3 separate regions of the Mus musculus genome follow, and regions 2 and 3 are each linked to region 1. A link is a loop called in an ENCODE intact Hi-C map of the cell type or tissue named here. Cell type or tissue: gastrocnemius. All regions are shown on one strand.

Region 1 (5,000 bases):
AAAGGCTGGGTCTGATGGTATATGCCTTTTTTTTTTCCCCTCCGAGACAGGGTTTCTCTGTATTGCCTGTCTATCCTGGAACTCACTCTGTAGACCAGGATGGCCTTGAACTCAGAAATCCGCCTGCCTCTGCCTCCCAAGTGCTGGGATTAAAGGTGTGCACCACCATTGCCCGGCATGTATTTTTTGTATGTGTATATTTTTCTTAAGTATTGATATACTTGAGAACTTGACAGTATAAATTTTTAGTAATCCCATTTTGTAAGACCAATTACTGTGACAAGACCCTTCCAGCTATTTTAAAGTGATTACTAATATATATTTTCATACATCTACACACAAGTAGATATTCACTTAAAAATATTGAAGATTCCACCAAGAGTACTTTTATGTTAATATCTGTAGAAATATGTTTATATTTGACTGTACCATGATAAACCAGTGCAGGCTGGATTAGTTTAAGTAAAATAAAACACTAATTTTACCTTTAAAAAAAAGCATTGAAGAAAACTATTCTTTTAAAGTATTTTATTTTCTAATTAATAGATACAAAGAAAGTTCTACAGAAACACAGATTATCAGGAAATTGCAACATGGTGACATTTCAACTGGAATTTGAGGTTCTGGAAATGGAGGTAACTGTAGCTTGCTGTGATAACAGATTTTTTCCCTATGAGAAACAGTTCCTATCCACTTCATTCACTTCAGTGTCACCCTCAGCATTACCAATGTGACCAAGAAAATACAGTGTGGAGTTTCAAAGTTGAACAAAATACAGTTGTTGATTCAAAATACATTTTTCTCTTTTTTTGCATTTTTATTAGGTATTTAGCTCATTTACATCTCCAATGCTATACCAAAAGTCCCCCATAACCACCCCCCCCACTCCCCTACCCACCCACTCCCCCTTTTTGGCCCTGGCGTTCCCCTGTACTGGGGCATATAAAGTTTGCGTGTCCAATGGGCCTCTCTTTCCAGTGATGGCCGACTAGGCCATCTTTTGATACATATGCAGCTAGAGACAAGAGCTCCGGGGTACTGCTTAGTTCATAATGTTGTTCCACCTATAGGGTTGCAGTTCCCTTTAGTTCCTTGGGTGCTTTCTCTAGTTCCTCCATTGGGGGCCCTGTGATCCATCCATTAGCTGACTGTGAGCATCCACTTCTGTGTTTGCTAGTCCCTGGCATAGTGTCACAAGAGACAGCTATATCTGGGTCCTTTCAGCAAAATCTTGCTACATTTTTCATGTCAAAAGTTGTGTTCTTATTAGTGGGGCTGCTTAAGATTCAAATAAAATATTTTAGCTTCACTTTAACATACTTTTGTTACCATAGGCCACTGAAATTCAGAGCAAGAAAGTGTTAGGCACAGCTAACAGGTTTTTCTGCGTAAATGTACTTTAGGGATACAGAAAGATATGAGAAGAACTGTTAACATTCTTTGGAAGACTACAAAGAGACTGTATTGTTGTTCACTTTTAAATTATGCAGGCATTTGATGACTGCCTGGTTTTGCTAATAATGTGCTGCAGAAAGTGGCTTCCCTTGGCTCTGTTGAGAGCACTCATTGTCTCTCTGAGCCTTTTAGATTTTATGACTCTTAAAGAATCACTCTCAAGTAAGATGTTGGAAAGAATTGCAGATAGTTGTGGAATTAACAGGACCTGAGGGATCAGATATATAGTCCTTGCCAATAGTTATAGTTATTGGTTGGAAAAAGGGGGACAAGGGCCTTTTAAAATTTTGTTACTTAGAATTCTGATAAAATGAAATCTTCTGTTTTTGTTTTACTTTAGTGGAGTTTATATGTTTGTGTATAGAGGGATAAAATCTTGCTATGAACCTTGTTCAACTTGACCTTAAACTTATGTTCCATCTGCTTCAGTCCCCTAAGTATTTGGATGCCAGTCGTGTGCTGCCACACTTACTGTGTAGGTACTAGAAGTCTTTTATACAATTACTAGGTGAGAAACTGAAGAGATGACTCAGCAGTTTAGAGTACTTGTTACTCTGAAACTGGGATCAGTTTCTGACATCACATAATAGCTCACAACTATCTGAAACTACAGTTCCAAAGAATTGATGTCCTCTTCTGCCTGAATGTACATGGTATACATGTAGGAAAAACACTCATATACTTAAAATAAATCTTTAAAAAATTAGAATTGCTAGGTCAATGGAAATGTACACAAAAATTTGATTGGTAAACTTAGATATCTTCTAAAATGGTTTTACCATTGTGCTGGTTAATTTTTAGTGTCCACTTAACACAACCTAGAATCAACTGGGAAGGAAGAGAGAATTTTGAGGTCATACTGGCCTGGGAGCATATCTGTGGGGGATTGTTTTGAATGATGTAGATGTCACTGTGGGTGGCACCATCCCTAGGCAGATGGTCCTGAACTGTATAAGAAAGACAGCTGAGCACAGCCCAGTGAGCAGCCCAATAAGCAGCATTCCTCCATGGTTTCTGTGGTAAGTTCCTGCCCTCACTTCCCTGCATGATGAACTGTGACCTGAAATTGTAAATTTTTTTTCTCTTACAAGTTGCTTTTGAAAATGTTGTTTATCACAGCAACAGAAAAGAAACCTAAAACAAACGGTTTTGTTTATTTTTGGTTTTGTTTGTTTGAGACAGGGTTTCTCTGTGTAGCCCTGGCTATCCTGAAACTAGCTCTGAAGACCAGGCTGGCCTTGAACTCAGAAATCTGCCTGCCTCTGCCCTCCAAGGGCTGGGATTCAAGATGTGTGTTGCCATTACCCTGCTTGTTGTATATGTTTTTACATTTAAAATTGCTAGGAAAAAAAATAAAGACAGAGAGAGCAGCAGTGTGTTGGTTATTCTTTCCCTAAAATCAAACATTCCACTAGAGGGAGACATTTAGCTGTCAGAAAATTAAAAGATTTAAATAACATGCTTATTATAAATGCTTATTTTTCCAAAATAAATATTACTACAATTTTAAACCAAAATGCTGGTCCTACTTAGGGTTACTAATGCAGTGATAAAACACCATGACAAAAGCAAGTTGGAGGAGGAAAGTTTGGTTTACACTTACACATCACTGTTCACCATCGAAGGAAGTCAGGCAGGGTAGGGTCCTGGAGGTAGGAGCTGATTGAAAGGCTGTGGAGGGTAACTGCTTCCTGGCTTAGGCACGGCTTGCTCATTCTGCTTTCTTATAGAAGCCAAGACCACTACCCCAGGGGTTGCATAGCCCACAGTAGTCTGGGCCCTCCCCCACAGATAACTAAGAAAGCTGCCTACAGCTGGATCATATGGAGGCATTCTCTTAATTGAGGTTCCCTCCTCTTGGATGGCTTTAGCTTTTGTCAAGTTGACATAATACTAACTGGCACAGTGCCCTTAAGTTCTATTAGTAGAATGTTTGAAACAAAGATGGGAAAATCTATGTAGAGAGTATGAGTCATTTCTTCTGTTGATGCAATTCTTGTCAAAGGTGTTTGGAACATAGAATTAATTTCCTCCAGTTGACTGAATGCTTGTGAATCGTTTTAAGACCATCAGAACAAGTGTGCACACAATATCAGCTTCCCATAGTCCTTGCAGTATAAGTCAGATGGGTGGGAGTTTGTAGGATGCTAAAGGGTATTTATATAACTTCTAACCTTGAAACAAAAGTGCTAAAAAGTAAGCACTTTTTAAATGAAGAGAATATTATTTCATCATGAAAGACTTTAAAAGTAACCCATTTATTTGAATATTTTAACCCAAATATTGAAATCTTAATATGTTGTCTTTCACGTTGGTGCAGATTTGTGAAAGCAAAGAAGGTATCTCTCAGCCCAGAAAGGCTTGACCCAAGAACTAAGGTGACTGACTACTAATCAACAGTAGCAAAAAGTCAACCTGAAACAGTGTCTTAACTCTTCTTTTTTTCTTTCTTTCTTTTTTTTTAATTTAGAAGCTGTGCATACTTTTTAAATGCTCAACAGCACCTGATTATTAATATAAACAGATTCCAGAATCAAGGCAGAGAAAGAAAACAATGGACTTTGTCTGCCATGTGACCCAGATGGGGCAGTGCAACCCAGATGGGAGTGTCTTAAGCTCTTAAGGGTCATGTCAATGTTAGATAAAGTAAGTGGCAGACAAAGGAGGAATAAGCAAAGTAAAGCAGATTTGTTAAGGAAAAATGAGACATTATAGAAAAGTTAGAGAACTCAAGAAAGGCAGAAAGTGCCAAGCTGTGTGTCTAGTGGCTGCTTCTAGGGCTTATGACAGAAACTGGACAGAGACTGAGATAATTTTGTTGCAGTTTGCTCATTCTCTAGGTATTCTCTCCTTGGGCCAAGCAGAAGGGGAGCAAACAGGCTCTGCATGATGACCACATACTCTTTGCCCAATTATGGTAGTGACTGCTCACTGAAGCCCATTTCTGACCATGTTTAAGTTTCTTTATTAGTGTCCAACCTTTTTGGATCTGCTGGCTGCCACTAACTTTGGCTACCATTGCAAGTTGCTCACCCTGCATCTGTTGCTGGGTCCAACTCTGTCTTCCATTATGCTGCCTGTTGATTGAATTCTTTGTATCTATCCATGCTGATTTGACCACCTAGCAGTTTAACCACAGACTTTTCCCCTCACTGCCTATGAGAAACTGACTCCTGTCTTAAAAGCATATACAGTTTGCAAAATTAATATCTTTCTAAATATTTTTGGTGATAAACTGATAGGGATAAGGTTGAGACAAGGTCTCTCACACTGTAGCCCAGGCTTATTTAGAACTCACCATGTAGCCCAGGCTGGTCACTTACTTGTGCCAGTCCTCCAGCTTCAGGACTCAGGAATGCTGGCATTGCAGGTATGAGCTACCACACCTGATTCTGGGGCTCCTTTCTTAGGTATTTCTATTCCTAGTTCTTAAGTTAACAAAAATTCGCTGAGACCTCCTATTAAAAGAACATGATAGAAAAAAGTGACCTGTTCAGACTGCAAGGATGTTAAGGTCAGGGGTGTCTATAAGGCCATTTCCCTTA
Region 2 (5,000 bases), 200 kb after region 1:
CAGCTGGGGCCACAAATAAGTGAGTAACTACACTTTAATATGCATTAAATGCCACCAGTGGAAAAAACAGGTAACTTCCAAGCCAGTGGAGCAAAGAAGCTACTGAGTAAGGGAACACACAAGTCAGCACACTGACGGGGACAGTCAGTCACTCCAACCCCTCCCACACCTGTTTCTGGCATAGTTTTACTGACACATCCCTCTCTTCTGTGTCCTGTTGATGGAGATACTCCTGTACTACAAGAGCAATACTGTGATGGTTTGAATAAGCTTGGCCCAGGGAGTGGCACTATTAGGAGGTGTGGCCTTGCTGGAGGAAGTATGTCACTGTGGATATGGGCTTGAAGACTCTCATCCTAGCTACCTGGAAGCCAGTCTTCTCTTGGCTGCCTTTGGAACAAGAGAACTCTCAGCTCCTCCAGTGCCATACCTGCCTGGACACTGCCATGCTTCCCACTGTAACTGATAATGGACTGAACCTCCATTAAATGTTGTCCTTTATAAGAGTTGCCTTAGTCATGGTGTCTCTTCACAGCAGTGAAACCCTAACTAAGACAAATAAGCTGTCAGCAGATAAGAGGGCCCACCTAACCTGAAATATTAGCTGCTGGCCTTTCTAGAAAGCCCACTGACTCAACCTCCAGGTACTGCTCTACAAAGTTAGAGCAGATGACAGTATCTGTAAGAGGCACCTGGTTTAGCTAAAAAAACAAGCAGACAAGCTTTTGCACTGGGTTCCTCTCAGCTCACTCCTGAACTTCAGCTCTATGAAGCACTGTCTCCAGTTTCAACTACATGAACATGTATCCATCCTAAAAGAGAAATGGAGCAGTTGGATGTGGTACACTCAGGAGGCTCAATCCAAAGAGGTGACAACCTAGATCTACCCTGGGCTACAGAGTGAGAGCCTGCCTCAAAAAGAGAAAAAGAGGGCTGGCTGATGGCTCAGTGGGTAAAAGCACTTGCTGCCAAACCTGACACCTGAGCTCAATTCCCAGAACCCAGAGGAAAAAACAGACAGCACTCAAGTTGACCTCTGACCTTCACTCTCTCATTGAGGCATATAACCAATCACCAAATACATTTTTTAAAAGATTTATTATATGTAAGTACACTTTATCTGTCTTCAGACACTCCAGAAGTGGGTGCCAGATCTTGTTACGGATGGTTGTGAGCCACCCTATGGTGCTGGGAATTGGACTCAGGACCTTTGGAAGAGCAGTCAGTGCTCTGAGCCATCTCTCCAGATCCACACCAAATACATTTTTAAAACAATACTTTAAAAAGAGAATGGTCAGGCAGTGGTGGCCCACGCCTTTAATCCCAGTGCTCAGGAGGCAGATGGATCTCTGTCAGTTCGAGGCCAGCCTGGTCTAATGAGTGAGTTTCAGGACAGCCAGGGCTATACAGAGAAACCCTTTCTTGAAAAACCAGGAATAGAGGGAAGGAGAAAGGTAGGAGAGAGAGAAAGAGAATGAAAGAGAATGAATGAGCCACGCTCCACATTCTAACACGTTCTCAGGCTTTGTGTCCAGTTCCCAGCAACATCTCAAAACTACACAGTAGCATCATGATGGGAAATGAGCATGACTCTGACATGTCCTGTTACATCCTCCACGTCCACATATAATGGCTTGCCATTACCACGGAGACTCTGAACTTCCACAAGTATCTCCCCTTCCCAAACCCTAGGAACAAGCAATCCATGTCATTTTCAAAGAGTGCTCTGCACACACAGTCATCACTGGACCCTTTGAGAACTGTTCTGTTGGTCAGAAGTACTCCCCTGATCTATCCATGCAACAAATGCGGTGGAGTTGCAAATGTGATTTCTAACCTAGTACAGTCACATGCTGACAACACGGGGGTTACAATAGTTCTTACCTCAGCAACAGAGCACTGTGAACGTCTTTGTACAGTTCTAGGGCGAGCACAGGTCCTCATTTCTCTAGGTACATCTGACATGAAAACCTGACTACCCAGCAGCCCATCTCAGAGCCACTTCCTAGGCACCAGAACTTTTTTTTATGTTCCCAATGGAATTATTTCAGCCAAGGAAGACAGTCAACAGGATCTAAAAGATGAGGCCCAGGGCCACCAAGCACCAAGGCCTGCGTCTGGCCTGTTAGGACCAAGAGAAATTCCACGTGGGCCCTGTATTATGGTCACCTGCCCCCCCCCCCCCCCCCCCAAGAAACAGTGCAGCCTTCTCTGCTTTAGATCTAAGTTCTGGGCTGCCACTGCTGTGAAGGGGAGAGTAGGGAAACTCTCAGGAAGACATGGGGCTTCTCAATGGGTCTACTCACCTTTGTTAATGCAAAGGCCACTGTCCCATCATCCTCAGTGGACAGATCAAGCAGTTTCTGGTAAAATACTTCATCATAAGGCCCATCTATCTGTAATGTTTTCCTGAAGAAAAAGCACCAAAACCAAATCAGCAGGGTGACAAAGCTCTAAGTACTTTCAGTCACAAATATGTTCTGTATCACACAACGTAGCCCAACAATCACATTGTTTGAAAGGCACCGAAAAGATCTACTGCTTTCTCTCATTAAGCCTGATTCTGCAACATCAAGATCTTCCACAAAACCCAGGGCTGCAGGAGGCTGCGGCTCAGCTTAAGCTGTTCACCAAGAAAAGGCCAATGATGTACAAAAAGAACCCTGCCCGTGAGATAGTGCAGGCCCTAAGCGTGGCAGAGACGGCTAAGGAGCTACACTATGTCAGTGTTCCAGAAGCAGCCTGTGGGACAACACTGCCCTCTACAGGCCAGGCCCTGACATAGGATATCAGAATGGTTGCATTCATACATGCTTTATTTCTAGTGTCTTAGTGACCATGAATCTCAGAGACCCTGGCACACCCAAACAAGGGACTTCCTGGACAGAGCTGGTTGTAGGCACCTCCTAGAGCCAGGTTCTAGGAGCTGTTTTGTTCTGGAGTCAGGCAACCTTGATCCCAGCCTAGCCTAGCCTCATAGCTTCCTCTGGTGCCAGCCTCACCTCTCCTCAGGAAACTCCTCCAGGTATTGCTCAACCCGTTTGTACAGAGGGTAGAGGCCTTCGATGTCCAGCTGGTCCAACATCTGCACCTGGAGGGTTTTGTACAGAAGACAGCCCTTCGGTAACCCCGAGTGCTCTGAGGTGTTTTTTCCTACCAAGAACATCAGGGGAGAACGAGAGCAGGTTTATTATCAACTCTTGAAGACTGTGGAGGGAGACCCAGGCCTGCACAGACAGCAGAGCTCACTCTGGGCAGCACGACGAGGCCTACAGGCTCCAGCCTAGCACTGAGGCAGATTTGCACACCTCACAAAGGAGCAAGGCTGACTGACCTCAGACCACCCTCAGGACCCAGTGGCTCTACACACACACACACACACACACACACACACACACACACACACACACAAAAGATAGAGACAGCGTCTCTCCCTTTGGCCCTGGTCTGTCCAAACACCAACTCAGAATACCCTTTAACTCCATCACATGCCCTAGAAGTCACTTTATATTTAAAATTAACGGTAATCCTACATGAGATAAAGGTCAGAACTACAAGAAAACCATTCAGACATTCTCAAACCCTCATAGACCAATTGGGGTTTCCAGAGTCAAAAAACATTAAGTCCACACAGGGGCAAGATCTGGCTGCCACAGGAAAAGCTAAACATACAGAGCCATGGACTGTGGTTAGGACCTTGGCAAGGTCCCATCCGTCCCCTCTGGGACAGATGAAGAAGCAAAGCTCCATCCTTCACTCATGCACTCACAATGATGTGTACAGTGCCTTCTCAACCGAGCCTGACATCCCTGACCATCTCTCAGAATCCACTAAAGGCAAAAACGGGAGAGGGAACAATGTATACTCAAGCAGCACTCCAGCTAGACATTCGCAGCCACATAACATGCCCTGGGTCAAGATAGCAGGAGACGAGTGAGGTAACCCAATCACAAAGGAACTCTCACAATATGTACTCACTGATAAGTGGATATTAGCCCAGAAACTTAGGATACCCAAGATATAAGATACAATTTGCTAAACACATTAAATTCAAGAGAACGAAGACCAAAGTGTGGACACTTTGCCCCTTCTTAGAATAGGAAACAAAACACCCATGGAAGGAGTTACAGAGACAAGATTTGGAAGTGTGACGAAAGGATGGACCATCTAGTGATTGCCATATCCAGAGATCCATCCCATGATCAGCTTCCAAACGCTGACACCATTGCATACACTAGCAAGATTTTGCTGAAAGGACCCAGATATAGCTGTCTCTTGTGAGACTATGCCAGGGCCTAGCAAACACAGACTTGGATGCTCACAGTCAGCTATTGAATGGACCACAGGGCCCCCAATGGAGGAGCTAGAGAAAGCACCCAAGGAGCTAAAGGGAACTGCAACCCTATAGGTGGAACAACAATATGAACTAAGCAGTACCCCGGAGCTCTTGTCTCTAGCTGCATATGTATCAAAAGATGGCCTAGTCGGCCATCACTGGAAAGAGAGGCCCATTGGACTTGCAAACTTTATATGCCCCAGTACAGGGGAATGCCAGGGCCAAAAAGGGGGAGTGGGTGGGTAGGGGAGGTGGGGGTGGGTGGGTATGGGGGACTTTTGGTATAGCATTGGAAATGTAAATGAGCTAAATACCTAATAAAAAAATGGAAAAAAAAAAGATAGCAGGAGACCCACGCAATGAATGTATATGGTAGGTAAAAGATGAAAACCTACATGTGCTGATAGATTTATGCTATCTAAGAACCACAGGTGACAAGAAAATATATTACTTATTCGTGACTTAGGCCTGTTTGCACATCAGTGTCAAGAAGGTCTGTAAGGGAAGCCTCGGGCATCAGAGCCTCCTCGAGTCCCAGATACCTAAGTGCCAGCACCCATCTGTGTCCTCCCAGACTATGGGTTTAATTTCAATTTCAAAACAAGAACAACCCCCCCAAAATTCACTTGTAGTTTTTTTACAAAAAAAAAAAAAAAATTGCAGC
Region 3 (5,000 bases), 87 kb after region 1:
AAAGTGTCTGATATAGAAGCAAGCATCCTGGTCTTTGGCTCTTAAAAATCTCTCTAGACGCTCTTACAGGATATTCCCTGAGTCTGAGGTGTAGGGGATTACATTGGGTATTTATCAATTGAGATTAGTATAATAAAATCATTTATGTTCTGCATTTAAAAAATAAAAAAGACAAAGTGTCTGTCACCAAAGACTTAATATTCTCTTGGAACAGACAGTTCATTACATGGAATTACTAGATAGTGTCTTGCGTCAGCCCAGTCTGTAGAAGTTGTAGAAGAGCAAACTCAGTGGGGAGCTTAGTGAACTTAAGGACACAAGGGAGGTGAATGGCCAGAGAACAGAATGGGCCCTAGCCTCTGAGATAGGCGTGAGCAGAGGTATATGCAGGATGGGAACCTAGCAAAAGCACATCTGCTGCTATCAAATAGTAACATGCTTTTGTATAGGAAGATCTATTCCCACCACAAACCACTCCCCACCCACATGGGACTATGCAGTAGAATTTCCCACACAAACAGGAAGGAAGACCTTTTCCACTTTCTTCCTGATAAGACCTCCTGGGATGTCTTGACATTTCACCCGGCTGAAAGCTATATTACTAATAGAATTTGGCATGCAGTCCTCCTTTGTCCCCACCCCCCACCTTCACTCCTTTCCTTCTCTGGCTTCTCTGTGCTCTATGCCAGCTTACATGCAAGGAGCTATGTATGCTTGACCTACTGGGTAGAATATTTTTTGTCACTGCTATAAAAATTACAAAACTTCGGGTTTCTAGTAAACAACCACTTCAATTCTAAAGGTATTTTATATGTGTAGATATGAATTAAACTAGTTCTTTCCTGAGATCTCCCCATTTTTACTTTATCTTTCAAAAAAGTGAAAAGATACTTTAATTTTTTAATATTAAATAAAATTATTTAATTGCAATGAACATGCAAATAGAAACATCACATAACTAGATAATGGTGATCATTCAAATAAACAGTTGGTTCCAAACTTTACATATTTCAGTGAATTTCTATACAGTTATAATCGCCATTCTGAAGCCATGGATCCTCACTTAGGATTTTACATTCTCTCTCTCTTTCTCTCTCTCTCTCTCTCTCTCTCTCTCTCTCTCTCTCTCTCTTTCTCTTTCTCTCTCTCTCTCTTGAAATAGATTCTTCTCTTACAGAATACATTCTGACCAAAGTTTCCCTTCTCTCCACTCCCCACTCACCTCCTCTCACCCCCAGACCCACTCCCTCTCCATTTCTTCTCAGGAAAGAGCAGGCCTCCAAGAGACAACCACCAAACATGACCAAACAAGGAACCTGGAGGCAGGAACTTATGCAGAGGCCATAGAGGGATGCTGCTTATTGGATTGGTTCCCCTGGCTTACTCAGCTTGCTCTCCTATAGAACCCAGGACTACCAGCCCAGGTATAGCACCACCCACAGTGCCCTCCCGCCCTTGATCACTAATTGAAAAAAATGCCTTATAACTGGATCTCATGGAAGCATTTCCTCAAGGGAGCCTCCTTTCTCTGTGATAACACCAGCTTGTGTCAAGTTGACAAACAAAACCAGCCAGTACAATTCCCTTGATAATTTAATTTTATATCTATAGGTTTTGCTGCATGTATTTCTATCTGGGGAAGTCAGAATGGGGTTGTGATCAGTCTTGTGGGCAGCTAAGAATTAAACCTGGGTTCTCGGAAAGAACAGCCAGTGCTCTGAGCGCTGCTGAGCCATCTTTCCAGTTCCATATAAATTCATTTGTATTTAAAATATCATATTCCCTATCCTGTACTCTTTGTTTTGTTTACTTTGAATCAGAGTAGTAGAAAGGGATAGGTTGTTGTTTTTATTGGTAGATACTGATATTGAAACAAATGGTATTGATGTGGGTTATTTCTGATCCAGATAGTCATCAACACAGAAAACATCAGGTAACAAGTTCAGAAGTAAGACAATCTAGCACAGTGAAGGAACATTTTTTCTTTGAGTTCCTGCTTCAGTCCTATGAATCAGGACGGAAGGTTCTGGGCTCCTTTTAGTAAGGTTGTTGATATGTACTGTGTGCCACAGAGTCTTCAAGCCTTTCACTGTATTAGCATGCTAATCTTCACTATACCCCTGGGAAGATGTCTCAGCTCTTTGAGACTGACAAATTCTTCGTGCCAAAGCCAGTGCTGCCCCCATCTGGCCTCACAGTCTCTGTCCCCCTCAGCCATAGCAGCACAGCTAGTGATAAGGTTCTTTCCCCATTCAACCTACTCTGCTGTTTACAGAATTTTCCACCTCTATAGAGGTTTAGAAGAATAAATGTCAGAAAAAAAAAGAAGAAAAATAGAAATATCATTGCTTTTTAGTGTTTGTTCTTACTGGGAAAAAAAGATTATGGTTTAATGTCAAAAAGATCACTATGTATTCCTCTCTGTATGGGGAAAAGTATTAAATGTCATACTGGTCAGATACGCTGGCCCTGGGACCTCTGACTGTAGATAGTTCTGACAGTGTAGACTGTAGTATTTTACATCTGAGGAATTAATGTCAGATAATATATAACAATGTTTACTTATTGAAAGATTGTCCTTTTGTTTGTTTTTCAAGACAGGGAAAAGATGTTTTTTAAAACACCATATTTTGAGTAAAATAAATACAAACCTTTTGGAATTGAGGTTAGTTTTGCTTCAGCGATCCTGATATGGAATACTGTCACCCCTTCAAATGCCCCTGGTTCTATCCCGTTGTTCTCAAGAGGGTTTGCACTCATTTCTGTGAAAGAAATGACATGATTTAGCACAAATCAGTTATGGAAACTCACCACAGAGGATACCTCTGAAGAATATTGGAGAAGTGTGCTCTTCAGTATTCATATTTCCACTCATTATACCTACTTGTGTGTATCTTCTTTCTGTAGACCTCAGGAAAACACTGCTTTTAATTTTGTAAACTGGAATATATAGCAAGTCTTTATTTTTTGTTTCTTTCTTTTGAACCAACTGAGTTGATGACATTACTTTCCACTGTACCATAAGCATGATGGTTTGTCCATTTATAATAATAATGCAGCAGGGGGAAAGAACTTTTTACATAATTAAGGGTATTTGTGTTTGCCATTTTGTTACCTCTCAAACAGTTTGGGTGCGTGTGCACGCATTCATGGAGGCCAGAGGTTACTCTTGGATGTCATTCCTGAGGTGCTCCCCGATTTTTTTCATGGTGTTTTAAGTTGACATAAAGTAATTACACATAACTATCTTAGATTGGTTTGTTTGTTAAGATGGGTTTGGTTGGGTTTGGTGGTTGTTGTTGTTGTTTTGTTTTTGTTTGTTGGCAAGTAGGCTAGGCTAGCTGACCACTGAACCATAGGTAGCTGCCCATCTCTGCTTCTCCAGTGCTGGGATTACAGGTATACACTACCATGTCCAACATTTTAATGAGGATTCTGAACATCAAACTCAGGTTCTTATACACTTTACTGACTGCGCTATCTCCCTAGCCCTACCTCTTATTTTAAAAATAGTATATGTCAATTATAAATTATATAATTAATACAAATCTAACTTAAAAGAAATGTCAGTAACAAGCTATTTCATAAATGCTAGGCATTTGGTTGAATTGAGTGTATGGACATGAACCGTGCTTAGGTGTTTGAATAGCTGTTACGGGGAGATTGCATAGTTGCATGACAGGCATAACAAATAAAATAGTGAGATTCAAATTGTACAATAAAATATTCTTCATATTATTTAAAAAATAGATAGCCAAAATTAGGTTTGTATTCCAAATAATAAAAGAATTAATTGTGTACATCATGTTTTAATAATTTATATAATACATTAAAATACAACCTTTAAATTTAATAGCATAGGTTTTATTAATTAGGGTTCAGTTTCTAAAAATAGAGCCAAGTGTGTCAGGAGATTGTTGAAAAAGAGAGAACATCACAAAACTTTCTATCCTATAATTTTTCACATATAATCTGTTTATTAATAAATTAACAGGTTCAAATATGAATTTTTGAAATTACTTAGAACATGAATAGCCTAAATTTGGCTATTAATTACAATTTCAAGATGTCCCATTCTTTGGGAAAACTTACCCAAAACATGTAAAGCATTCATTCCCTTGAACGTGTCCTTTTGTATCTTCTTAACTTTATTATCATGAATTCTGAGTTCTGCTAATGATTTGGGAAGATTAAGTGGAATTTCACTTAGTTGGTTGTGGGATAAATATAGCCTTCTCAATTTCTTTGTGGTTAGAAAGGTTTTTGGGTGAATCTTTGTTAGCTTGTTGTTGTTCAGAATCAGAGCCTAGATAAAGCATAGAAAAATACACTTTGTTAGGCAGAGGTTCTCAACTTGTGAGTCATACATAACCCCCTTCACATGGGTCGTCTAAGACCATCAAAACCCACAGATTTTTACATTATGATTCATAACAGTAGCAAAATTATAGTTACAAAGTAGCATCAATGTAGTTGCTGGTGACTACAACAGGAAGAACTGTCTTGAAAGGTCACAGTACTAGGAAGGCTGAACCACTGGTTTAAGGGAATGGATTGATGACTGGTTTTTACAAGAATTAGTCAGGAAATCAATATAATTTCTATCATTTGTATATTAGGTAACAATACCAATTACAACTTCAGCTTTAAAATGTTTATTATTGAATCAGAAAAATGCAATACTTTAATGGCTGGTACTAGTTAAGATACAGTCTTTGTAAACTTTGAATTGGTTGTTAATAAATTCACAGTAATGGTTTACATGCAAATTAATTTACTTCTTTCTTGTCCCTCTGCTATATTGAGCAGAAAGAATTTCTGTTTACTAAGGGTGGTGGCAGGTTTCTTAGTATCTTCAGGACATTTTTTGTTCCTCTAATAATCTGAATCTGTCAAATAGCAGCTAGAGATTCTTTTATAAATTCTACCTACACTGTTCTTCCTTTTGTTTCTAAATAGACTCAATATGTCTTGCTGAGAGTGCTCCTTAACACATACTG

The links. Hi-C counts contacts between places; a loop is a spot of excess contacts. Peaks named below come from ENCODE experiments on the same cell type or tissue, not always from the same donor. Only the 100,000 strongest peaks of a DNase experiment are listed, where the experiment ranks them.
Region 2: it touches region 1 in a loop (10-fold over the local background); 30 of 42 quality-filtered maps call a loop at or near these places.
Region 3: it touches region 1 in a loop (2.6-fold over the local background); 14 of 42 quality-filtered maps call a loop at or near these places.

What each region holds. Positions count from the first base shown.
Region 1 is chr13:49,643,201-49,648,200 of GRCm38, reverse strand. Cenpp (centromere protein P) reads left to right here. Exons shown (of 8, transcript NM_025495.3): 3 at 547-635. Among named protein-coding and RNA genes, the nearest start is that of Cenpp, 7.0 kb to the left of the region's middle. In gastrocnemius, a CTCF peak has its summit at 2,873 (motif pointing right); no DNase peak of the experiment used is centred here; H3K27ac peaks cover 1,874 bases.
Region 2 is chr13:49,447,390-49,452,389 of GRCm38, reverse strand. It overlaps Ippk (inositol 1,3,4,5,6-pentakisphosphate 2-kinase), which reads right to left. Exons shown (of 13, transcript NM_199056.4): 10 at 3,003-3,153; 11 at 2,307-2,409. Among named protein-coding and RNA genes, the nearest start is that of Ippk, 29 kb to the right of the region's middle. In gastrocnemius, no CTCF peak of the experiment used is centred here; a DNase peak (open chromatin) is centred at 2,751; H3K27ac peaks cover 2,942 bases.
Region 3 is chr13:49,556,553-49,561,552 of GRCm38, reverse strand. The region is part of intron 5 of Cenpp (centromere protein P); the gene reads left to right. Aspn (asporin) reads right to left here. Exons shown (of 8, transcript NM_025711.3): 4 at 4,093-4,306; 5 at 2,652-2,762. Among named protein-coding and RNA genes, the nearest start is that of Aspn, 15 kb to the right of the region's middle. In gastrocnemius, a CTCF peak has its summit at 2,200 (motif pointing left); a DNase peak (open chromatin) is centred at 2,173.